Regions from separate parts of the Homo sapiens genome. Here region 1 is linked to region 2. Evidence: chromatin contacts called from ENCODE Hi-C data. All regions are on one chromosome and are shown on one strand. The core of a region is the stretch at or near the end of the contact, and the rest is flanking DNA. Distances in the headings are between cores, read along the strand shown.

Evidence for each region. A loop is a pair of places that touch in the nucleus more often than their neighbours do. Pooled maps may share reads with other maps.
Region 1: a loop to region 2 is called in a pooled map, with 2.4 times the contacts of the local background. The contact joins the promoter of LINC02122 here to the enhancer-like site in region 2. A Hi-C loop is called at or near these places in 1 of 50 pooled maps.

The regions. Positions count from the first base shown.
Region 1 is chr5:74,101,877-74,107,994 of GRCh38, forward strand. LINC02122 (long intergenic non-protein coding RNA 2122) reads right to left here and starts at 1,252. Exons shown (of 3, transcript NR_183289.1): 1 at 864-1,252.
Region 2 is chr5:74,199,563-74,205,408 of GRCh38, forward strand. No RefSeq gene overlaps it. Among named protein-coding and RNA genes, the nearest start is that of LINC02122, 99 kb to the left of the region's middle. RefSeq lists enhancers at 2,057-2,126, 2,147-2,196. Within about 2 kb of position 1,934, at least 10 of the 41 ENCODE cell types and tissues checked have a DNase peak (open chromatin) inside an H3K27ac peak, as active enhancers do.

The sequences.
Region 1 (6,118 bases), core at 2-2,501, 98 kb before region 2:
TTAAAGCTGGTTGTGGCCAGGCATGGTGGCTCATGGCTATAATCCCAGCACTTTAGGAGGCTGAGGTGGGTGATCACCTGAGCTCAGGAGTTCAAGACTAGCCTGCATGACATGGCAAAACCCTGTCTCTACAAAAAAAATAAAAATAAAATAAAATAAATAATATATATATGCCAGGTGTGATGGCGTGCACCTATGGTCCCAGCTATTTGGGAAGCTCAGGTGAGAGGATTGCTTGAGCCTGGGAGGTCAAGGCTGCAGTTAGCCAAGATCGTACCACTGCACTCCAGCCTAGTGGCTCAAGGGAAGTCAAAACCTCATTGTTTCGTTTTTCTCTCTGCCTCCTTGTTTCCCTCCCTATCTCTTTCTCCCTCCCCCCCTCTACTTCCCTCCCTCCCCCCCTCCCCTTCCTTCATGAGTAGAGGGATCTGAAATGACTTTTTACACTTTATGAGTATAAAAAACCCCTTGAGGGCTAAATAATTGATTGAAAAAACAAATCTATGGAGTGCATGGATTTGTTTGGTTGAGAGAGTCTGAAGAGCTTTTTATAAGTCTGTGACCCTACTGGAGCAGTCTTAATGCAGAGCTGTAGCCAATAAAGCAAGTCCAGCCAAAGGTATTCAAGATCTGTACTTGAGTTTCTTGAACACCACAAAAGGGGTAATAGAACACGACAACATTTCAATACAAAGAAAATGTAAACATTTTGTTTTCTTCATTTTCTCGTATATATAGCTGTTCCCTCCCTTTCTTGATTGAAATACCACTCAATTCCTCCACCAGCCTTATCTAGTCTCAGACCTTTTATATTTCTCCCCAGTTACTCCCAATTCTGTGTCATAAAGGATCAAAAAACCAACCTTGCTGAGAAGAATCTTCCTTCTTTTTATTAGGTAGCAAGTGTAAGACTCAGGATTCCAAGAAATAAGCATCAGCCAGGAGGATTTTCAATAAACTCTTCTAGGTTACATTTCTACTCAAGATACCATTAGGTAAAACTGTTCAGTCTTCTGCTGATGAGACACCTTTTCTTGAATAATTTTGAAGTTCCAAACAGATCTGGAGACCCCAAGAAATAGGTCCACTTAAGGCCACGCTCCATGGACATAACATCCCTATGACTTCTCTCTCTACAAGGTAATCAGCCTTCATCATCAAAAGTGAAAATGACATTGATGAGATGCAATTCATGCTGGAGAATAGGGTCTGGAGGCAGGGCCAGTTTGCACCGACTTCCTAGAAATGAATCAAAAGGAAAACTCCAACTTCCCATGCTTAAGTAACAAAAAAACAGAGGCTACTCCCTTTGCAACCCGCACCCCTTTCTGCATCGCAGATGAGAAATGGCAAGTACCTCTGATTGGTCCCCTTCCTACAACCAATCAGACATCTGCATAGGGTATTACTTGGTAACTTCACTTCAGTCTGACTCGTCACCTTCCACAACCCATTAGACTGGTTGTGGGCCACTCCTTTATTTACATAGGGTGTAAACCAACTAACTACTGGGAAACCTCTAAAGGGTATTTAAACCCCAGAACGTTCTATAACCAGTGCTCTGGAGCCGCTGGCGCCTACTCCCACCCTGTGGGGTATACTTTCGTTTCCACAAGTCTGTGCTTTTGTTGCTTCATTCTTTGGTTGCTTTGTTTAATTTGTCCAATTCTTGGTTCAAAACGCCAAGAACTGGGACAAGTTGTAGTCAAGACCCTCCACCAATAACACAATTACGATTCTTCCTTTCCTATTTGGCAGAGTCAGACTTCCTCTTTTCATAAACAGAAATACGAAGTAGCCAGCAGGCCAAAATTGTCAAAACAAAGAGTGAGAGGTAAAGAGTGAAGAACGCCTGGTGATTTCCTTGTTTCACCTTCTTCCAAGCCTTGCTGTGCCATGTGCTCCTGGTGGCAGGTTACCCAGGAAGGAAGCATTGTAACTTTGTGGCTGACCAGGCAGGATGGTCACACGGCTCCTGACGCAGGCCCAGACGTATTCACGAATCACTCCATAGTGATTCTGATGTGCTGCCAGAGTTGAGAACTAAAGATTAAAGCCCTTGGCTAGTCAGGAGGATTCCATTCCTCCCCAACATGGGCTGTACCCTCATTTAACCAATGCCTTGCCAGCCCATGTTAGATGGATGTGATGGTTAATTGTATGTGTCACCTTGACTGAATTATAGGTGCCCATATTAAACCGTATTTCTGGGTATGTCTGTGAGGGTGTTTCCATATGAGTTTAGCATTTGCATCAGTGGACTCAGTAAATTGCTCTTCCCAAAGTGCATGGACACCATCCATTCGACCGAGTGCCCGAGTAGAACAAAAGTCAGAGAAGGGAGAAATTTGACCTTTTTTTCTCCCAGCCCGCCTGCTTGGGTGGGACATCTCATCTTTTCCTGCCCTCTGACTGGGATTTATACCATCTGCTCTCTTGGTTTCCTGGCCTTCGGACTGAATCTGAATTATACCACCAACTTTCCCAAATCTCCAGCTAGCAAAACAGCAGACAGTGGGACTTCTTAGCCTCCACAATCATGTGAGCCAGTTCCTCGTAATAGCTCTGTGTGTGTGTGTGTGTGTGTGTGTGTGTGTGTGTGTGTGTGTGTGTGTGTAAGGTCTCCTATTGATTCTGTTTCTCTGGAGAACCCTAATACAATGGACATCCTGTCTCTTCTAAGAAAACGGTGAGCCACATGCACCCCACAACACACACACACACCTTCCTTTGGTTTCCAGTTGTCTGGCATTTACCTTGGAGCAGAGCTTAAGTCTTTACAGTTGCGTAATTTAGGAGCACACACAAAAATGATGTTAGCAGAGAATATTTGCTAAGCAAATTAACAGTGCAAATAAGATTAGAGGGAGGTAAGGAGTATGTTTAAATGTTGAAATGCTTGAGGACAAACTGTGCTCAATCATCTTAAAACCATCCATTAATATGTAAGTAATTTAAAATTAATTGCAAATGCCTTTGCATTTAATTGCAGGCTATGCATTGTTGGAATGTGTGTGTGTGTGTGTGTGTGTATGTCTGTGTAATTGCTAATATATTTAGATTTCTAAAAGGTATATATATATTGTTAAAATAAGTAAATGACTGCTTTCCAACTGTTCTATGATTCACACATTTATATCACAAACATCCTCAACATACCAGTTTGTATCTATGGATTTGAATGAAATGGCATGACCACTACGGCCCGTATTTTGGAAACAGCAAGCCCCCGACTGTTCTTACAGCACCTTGCAAGATCCCCCACATACATATGGAACTTCCCAAAGAGTAATTTTCATCCATCTGTGAGTCACCTTAGGGGCACTGCCTGTCACTGCCTCTGCTATCCAAGTTCGGCCCCAAAGGGCCTCTGCTGCCTGTCCCACCACGGCCCTGACCTCCAGCACCTGCCTTGGCCTCTGCTGTTTTGCAGCTGCAGTCTCCTGCAGATTCTGTCTCCCTGAACCACATTCTTCCCTTTGACCTGGACCCCTTCCAAAGGGCGTCTTCCTGGCCCAGGTTCAGCTAATTCACTCTGGCCAACAGCACTATCAGTCACCACAAGACCCTGACAGCCTCACAGTCTCGTGTAAATTAGAAAGGAAAATATTCACTGCTTCTATGTCACCTTCAGATGGGTATGTCCCACAGCATGGTTCCTTGGGCCTCAGATTATTACCAGGTTGATTGTAACACCTGTCAGTTCACACTCCCAGCCCCTATTCTTCAAGGAATGGAGAAATGCCACCAAGGCAGCAGGGATGTGAAGATTCCATATCCAGATACCATGCTGTGTGTTCCAGAAATACCAACTCCACTCCAAACAGCAGGCTGACTCTGTGGCTGAGTCTGGCTGGCCAGGCCATATTTATCTTTTTAATTCCATATATTGAATTTTCCCTTCAGGAATCTACTCTTTCTCCCCTCTACCCATGGACCGCCCCCCCTCCCCCAACCACCTCAACCTTTCTAAACATGTTTGCACACATTTGAATCTCATTGAGGACATGGTTCAGGCAGGAACTTACCTCCAGTTTAATCCATTGCTGCCAGTAGATTTGGGAGTAGGAGTGGGGTGGGATGGGGGCAGAAAAGGGTGAGGTATTGATATTCAGCACTTTTCATGATCAAATACAGACACTAAAAATGAATTCATATAAGCATTTTCCTTAATCTACATCAGTGAGGAAACAAACTTCAGAAGTTCACTCATTTCTTCCCCTCATCAACTTTTAAGTTCCAGGGTACATGTGCAGGATGTGTGGGTTTGTTAGAGGTAAATGAGTCCCATGGTGATTTGCCCCACAAATCAATCCATCGCTTAGGTATTAAGCCCAACATCCATTAGATATTTTTCCTTATGTTCTCCCTCCCCTTGCCCCAGTGTGTGTTGTTCCCCTTTTGTGTCCATGTGTTCTCATCGTTCAGCTCCCACTTATAAGTGAGAACATGTGGCATTTGGTTTTCTGTTCATGTGTTAGTTTGTTGGGGATAATGCCTTCCAGCTCCATCCATGTCCCTGCAAAGGACATGATCTCATTCCTTTCTATGGCTGCATGGTATTCCATGGTGTATATGTACCACATTTTCTTTGTCCAATCTATTGTTGATGGGCATTTGGGTTGATTCCATGTTTTTGCTATTGTGAATAGTGCTGCAATGAACATATGTGTGCATCTTTATAATAGAATGATTTATATTCCTTTGGGTATATACCAGTAATGGGATTGCTGGGTCAAATGGTATTTCTGCTTCTAGACCTTTGAGGAATCATCACACTGTCTTCCACAATGGTTGAACTAATTTACACTCCCACCAACAGTGTAAAAGCATTCCTTTTTCTCTGCTACCTCACCAGCATTTGTTTCTTGACGTTTTAATAATTGCCATTCTGACTGGCGTGAGATGGTGTCTCCTTTTGGTTTTGATTTGCATTTCTCCAATGATCAGTGACGTTGAGTTTTTTTTTTTCATATGTTTGTTGGCTGTATGAATGTCATTCAGAAGTTCATTCTACAGTACTCATAGACTTCTACACTAGGAGCATGAGAGAAAATCCAAGTGTATTGGGGTAACATTTTGAAAAATTAAGGTATATATTTTCCATTACATATAGAGATAATTTTTAAGTTGCAAATTAATGAAAAAGGACATTCATGTGAGGTTATTGTTCAGAATAATTTAAAAGACCAGAGAATGAATAATACAGTACATTAAATAATACAACAACACATTCGTGTGGATCTTTTTAAAAGCTCTTTATTCCACATTTACTCCAATTTCCCAAATCTTGATTTAGACAGCATCCCAAGAGAGCTACGAAAAATAATTAGTAGTAGACTAGAACATTGTAATTTAAGTACCACCTTGTCCCACTAGCTCCAAGGAAAGCGTCTCTTGGAATGTTTAGAGATCTAGGAAAAGAGTTGCCTAGACTTTGTCTTTGATACTTTGGGTTTGCCAGCTACTGTCTTGCCCTTAAGATTTATCTTCTTCTGTGGTTTCAACTAACACTCCTACAAAAATGATGCTCAAATCTGCCTCTTCAGCCTTGATCTCTGCTAAACCTTGGATATACAACTCTAGGCCACACCTGACAGTCCTTCCACCTTCATCTAGAGCTCAGTGACTGATACCATATTCACTCATTTCCTTCCCACCATATTCACTCATTTCCCTCCCCCAAACCAAGTCTGTCTCCAGACTTGTCCATTTTCAATCAATCATTCTATTTTGTAATTTTAGTTACTGTAAGAAACTTAGTAAATATTTTTTCAAAGGACTGGGAGGCTTTCAAAAAGAGTTGTTTATTCCCTAGTACTGAGGTGGAAGTGTTTCTACCTCTCTTATTGCTCTTCTGAGGGAAGGAACAAGGCAGAATTATAAGCAGAAGATTATGATGGATGTGGAAAAAAGCTTGAAGGAAGGCAGCTACTATCTGTTGGCTGAGATGGTGAGTGGGCAAGGACTCCAGCACCAGATGCCAATTTGAGGTGAGGCCAGCGGCCTAAAGCCACTGCTCCCACATTCCCAGCATCCCAGGGAGCAGGTTGCTGGGTATGGTACCTCTCCTGGATGTGGTACAGGGTCTCCACTCAGCATGGCCACATGAAGATGG
Region 2 (5,846 bases), core at 684-3,183:
CATCTCTGAAGATTTTCCTTATGCAACATTCCAAGTAATCCATGAAACAGCCTCAGCCTGCCACCAGCAGCTTTAGCATGAGTGCTCAGAGTGGAGGCTGGAGCAGAAAAATCCATCTCTGCCCTGGGGCCCACATTCCAGTGAGTGTCAGAGAGAGCATGGGCTTTCTCCAGAGGATGCCAAAGGGAGGAATTTCACCTGTGAGCTGCCTCCACCCCATCTTAACTAAAGGAGATGACACTGACTTTATAGAACTGTACTGTGCCTTGTACAGGCGCTCTGGACCACTCTGGACCTGGGCATAAAATAAACAATGTGGCCTCTTTTTCCAGACCCCTGTTGTTGGCAGCCATACATCTCTCATCAGAGTAATCAGTACCCCAGTCTGAGGACCACACGGGGCAAGTCTGTTAATGCTTAGTTAATGGATAAGAAGTATTTGCCCAGACATGCTGTCAACCAGACAGGCATCTTCATGCGAGTGAGGAAAAGAAGGCTCAGAGCAGAACCAGCACTGTCAGGGTGGATGCTTGAAGTCTAGGAAGCAGGAAGGAATCCCTGCCTACCATGTGCTGGGTTTCCATAAAAAACATCATTTAGGCTAGGCACGGTGGCTCGTGCCTGTAATCCCAGCACTTTGGGAGACCGAGGCAGGTGGATCACGAGGTCAGGAGATCGAGACCATCCTGGCTAACACGGCGAAACCCCCTCTCTACTAAAAATACAAAAAATTAGCCGGGCGTAGTGACGGGCACCGTAGTCCCAGCTACTGGGGAGGCTGAGGCAGGAGAATTGCGTGAACCTGGAAGGTGGAGCTTGCAGTGAACTGAGATCGCACCACTGCACTCCAGCCTGGGCGACAGAGCGAGACTCCGTCTCAAAAAAAAAAACAAAAAAACAATCATTTAATAATAACAATAGATGCCCTAAGAAATAAAGCAGGGAAGGGCCTGACAATACAGCTGCAACACACAGAATTAGGAGTGATTAGTAGGAACAAAGGAAGGGCCAGTTAATGTTTTGGGCAAACAGGGTGACTTGACAGGTGCAGCATGTGCTCTGTACATACAGTGGTGGCGAGGGTTAAGAGTGGCCTCCACACAGCATCAGGTTTAGTCATGTAAGATGTGCTTCCAGGACTAATTGACATTTGCTATTATATCCTTTGGCAACAGTGCTCCCTTTGTTAATGTCCTTGAAGGAAATAGAAAACCTTCTGGTTTTGATTTTGCTTCATTGACCCTTCTTTGACCTGCATCTGGTCCTGGCAAGGTGGTGTGTATCTCAGATGCACTTTAGAAGTCATGACCTGAGACTAAACTTAATCCTGGTGGAAAGAGGGGAAGGAAAGTCATGCTGCGGGTTTGTGACCTTTATGTCAATGGCTAGGGGGACAGAGGCACCTCAGTGCTACTCTAAACAAAGGGCTCCCTGAGGTCCCATGCATTTGTTCCGTGCCACCGCCTGCTTTGCCCTTGGGAATAAAGCTCTATCCCTATGTTCCTCTGAAGTTCCCCTTTCCATCAGGGATTACCTGACATGCTTTTCCTTGGAGGACAGAAACCCATCTTTGTGGGGGCTCATGCTATAGAGGCTACAACCCTTCAGAGAGCACTTTCCAAAAAGAGAATTCTAGACGGGAGGAGTCCGCTGTATAATCTGCCCCAACACTTGTTTACCTTGACATTTCCTTCTGGGAGATTTCTGCTATTAAAACATGGAGCTTTGTTCCGGGAAAGAGGTCATCTGCTTGCACGGGAACACTTGTCCACGGCGACAGTCAGACAATGTATTCCTCGGATTTTTCTTCTCCCTGCTCGCTCCAAGGCCAGCAAGGGCTGGTTTTCTTGGCTTTTGGCACTGAAGGCAACAAAGCCTGTGGTGTGCTTGCCAGATTCTGCGGCCACAATTGAGCCAAAGCTGTTCTTGAAATGCTCTTTCCACTTGGGCACACGGCCCTCCCACTCCCACTTCCTGTACCCAAGGGAACCTTCTCCTACCACCTGCTCAGCCCAGCCTCTCTTTCCAGCGCCATCTAGCCTGCTCAATGCAGAGGACTTTATCAGGTCATCTCTGACTCATTTCAAATGGTTATTTATACCACCTGCATTTATAATTAACAGCAAAGGGGAGTTCTTCAGGAGTTGAAGTAGCAACCCAAAGCAGATGTTAAAGACCCCAGAGAATAGAGGCTGAGGGCAGCTGACCTAAAAGAATCTCACTGTGTTTAGGAAGAATGAAGTGAGTGAAATGAAGGAGGCTAGGAAAATGAAGACGGCTAGGGAGGAAGCATGAGAGTGGATCCCTATAGCTCTGTGGCTTCAGAAAAAGGAAATGAATCACTTGGATTTGACTACAGATATTGTATATAAGGTGACAAATTCTGAGAGTTTCCTGAATGCAGGGCCATTTGATTCTCATTCTGGGCTCAGCCTCATCTCCCCCATGGGAACCCCAGCCCCAGCAGCCTGTCACCAACCCAGAGGCTCTGAAGACAGTGGCCCTGGGAGAGACAGGACTTCTCTTTTCAAAGTAAACACTGACAAAAACCACTTAAGATGTCCATGGTCAGGAGATGACACTAAGAGTAATTAAAATCAAATTCTGAATCCTCTTCTAGCACTCACATCACAAATCATGGTGCCAGGAAGGGAAATAGACCAAGTAAACAGGCAATGTCAGGGAAAGGCCTGAAAGTAGGCTCTGAAGACAATGTCAGTCTTTAGAGTGATCCAGTCAGGAGGCAGGACAGCGGGGATATTTATACCCCTGCAACAGTAGGTCCTTAGTTGAGGACACCTCCCAGCAAAATGTAAACTTCCAGGTATGTTCCTACTCTGCTAACATATTGGTTCCAGCAGTCATTGATGTCATTTACAGCATGGAAATTCTCTGGCTAAGAGAAACAGAAGCTGGTTGTTGGGATGAGACTAGACAGGTGCTTGCCAATGGTAGAGGGACCCAGGCATGGGTGGAGCACTGACACCAAGAGCTGTCCCAGATGTCCTCAGGTCCAAAGCTCGTGCTTCCCCACTGGCACATGCCCTTGCCACAGACACGGCTAGAAGGCTATAGGCGTTCTGCATTCACAGGCTGCCATCCTGGAGGCAGGGTTGGTGGGGGCAGGGCCTATTTATAATGCCATCTCAGGGGACAAAGAAGGGGCAAAAACCCATTGTTCTTATGCCGCACAGTCACAGAAAGCCTCAACTTTTAAGCTTGTGGGTATAGCAGAGATAAAATTAGAGGATGGAAAGATGTCACCATTCAATTTTAAATTCCCAGACCCAGACTGTCTCTAAGGCACTATAAATTAATATTTTCTACATTTCCTAAAATTATCTTGTAATTAGCCCATTTATATTGTGTGACACTTCCTTCTGTGATGGGCCATTTTTGGTTTATTTTTAGAATTAATAGATTATGAACAGAATGTAACAATGATTTAAATCATAATAGTTATGATATTCTGTTTTATCAATTTTTAAATTATATTATTTTGCTACAAAATTTTTGATGTCTTGTTTCAGACCAATATTTTTAATAGCGTTTTGTGTATAAACATCAGCAAAGTGTGACATTTCTTATTAAATGAATCATTTTCTTAAATATAAATATTAGGCCACAATTTTCATTAGCTAGTTTTGGTATCTTTCATTGTTAACACACAGGAAACTTTGATATAAGAAGAGGGAAAATGAGCTCTCTGAACTCCTGAGATGGCTGCAGAGACAGCAGAGTTGACACACAGCAGGGGCATAGGCACCTTCCTGGACAGAGAAGAAAGCCCGGGAAGAGGTCAGTCTCAGAAGCAGGAGGTCCTGCACCTCCTGGCCACCACGGCCACAAGCTCTTCAGGAGCTGGGCCCAGAAGTGCAGGAAGGCAACATACGTCCAGGAAATGTTGGTTGGCTAGATGAAAGGATGAAGCGTCCTAATGACCCATGGACGGTGAGGACAGTTCCAGCCCAGGCAAAGGGCCTTTGAATCTGGAGGGGCTAGGCCAGCAGCCTGAATCATCTAGGTTTAAAGACAGCAGAAAGCCTGGCTCACAGCAGTGTGAAAGGACTCCAACCTGGGCACCTTCCCCAGCTTCATGGCCTGGGTTCCAAAGGGATTGACCTCTGACTCTTCATACCCACCTCAGGGGTAGCTGCCTGGGATACCCAGGCTCTGCCTTGGACCCTTGGAAGTTGGAGGAGCCCAGCAGTCTGAAGGAATATGCATGCTCTTGACTCTATTTACAGCTGGTCTCCAAACTTTTTCTCAGTATCTGTATCGGGTAAAAATATATATATATATATATATATATATAAAATATATAATATATAATATATATATATATATTATATATAATATATATATATACACATTCCCAATATTGGCAAGACAGAATTGTGACCTAGCTCATTGAATTCTTAACCCATGATGATATATGTGTAATGGTCTCCAGAGGGGCTATATCAGAATAACTTGATTTCAGTTCTGTTCAGCATGTCACTGGCCCCTTACTGAGTGCCAAGCACTGTGCTGTGTTCTGGGATCCAAAGTCGAATAAGACCTATTCCTTGTCTTGGAGAAGCTTATGATCCTGTGGGGAAAATAGCCCATATCTATAAGGTAAGGGCATAAATCAGGGAGTAAAGCCAGGGTTTAATGCTAGGTCACATGGGAACCTTAGGCTGGAGTGAAGCTCAATTCATCTATCTTTAAGAAGATTGAATATAATTATCATCCCAACTACCGAATGTACTAACGGAAGTGGGAATATCAGAGTGTGAAGGCAAAATCTTATTTTAAGTGCAATAGGAATGTATTTTTAGACTTGAAGCAAGGAGCTCTGGCTTGGGTGGGAGACTTGGATGGAAGTGGGAATTCATACCATTCTCTGCAGAGACCCAAGGGAGGCAAATCCTGAGCCATACTCTCTGGAGACAACATTCCAGTTTCTAAAATCTGATGTAAAGCTCACAGGGTTAGGAGACAGAGATAGGGAGGTAGTGTGCATCTACCCCCTTGGTAGGTGAGCTATGCCTTTGACCCTCTGAACAGAACTTTCAGAAAAAGAGATAGCCAGAAGCTGGTAAACAGGTGCAAAATTACAGCCAGGTAGAAGGAATAAGTTATAGGGTTCCATAACAATGTAGGATAACTATAATTAACAACAATGTATTATGTATTTTCAGATAGCTAGAAGAGGGGATTTTGAATGTTCCTCACACAGAAAAATGACACATGTTTGGGGTGATATATGCTAATTACCCTGACTTCATCATTACCCATTTTATACATGTATCAAAGTATCACACTGTACTCCCAAAATATGGACAATTATGTCAATTAAAAATAATAATAATAATAAGTCCAGAAACAAAGAGTTAAGTCACCAACTATTTTTTCCTTCTTGGTGAATTGATCTTCAGTAAGCCTTTTTTTCTTTTTCCCTTCCACCACCCCAACCCTGCTCTCTCTGTTTCCTTACCCAAGCTTGTGTCCTCTAGTTTTATGGGTGTTGCTATCGTCTCAGCTCCTGCCTGTAACTGCCCATTCAGCCTCTTTTTCATGCCCCTTCCCTGCAAGAAAACTGCTATAGCTGAATGTTATGTCCCCCAAAATTCAAATGGTGAAATGTAATCACAATGTGATGATACTACTAGGTGGGGTCTATGATCAGGTCATAAGGCTGCAGCCCTCGTGAATGGGACTAGTACCCTTATAAAAGAGGTCCCAGGGAGCTATTGTGCCTCTTTTACCATGTGAGGACACAGCAAGAAGGCATCACGTATAAGGAAGCAGGCTTTCACCAGACACTGTATCTGCTGGCACCTTGATTGTGGACTTCTCAG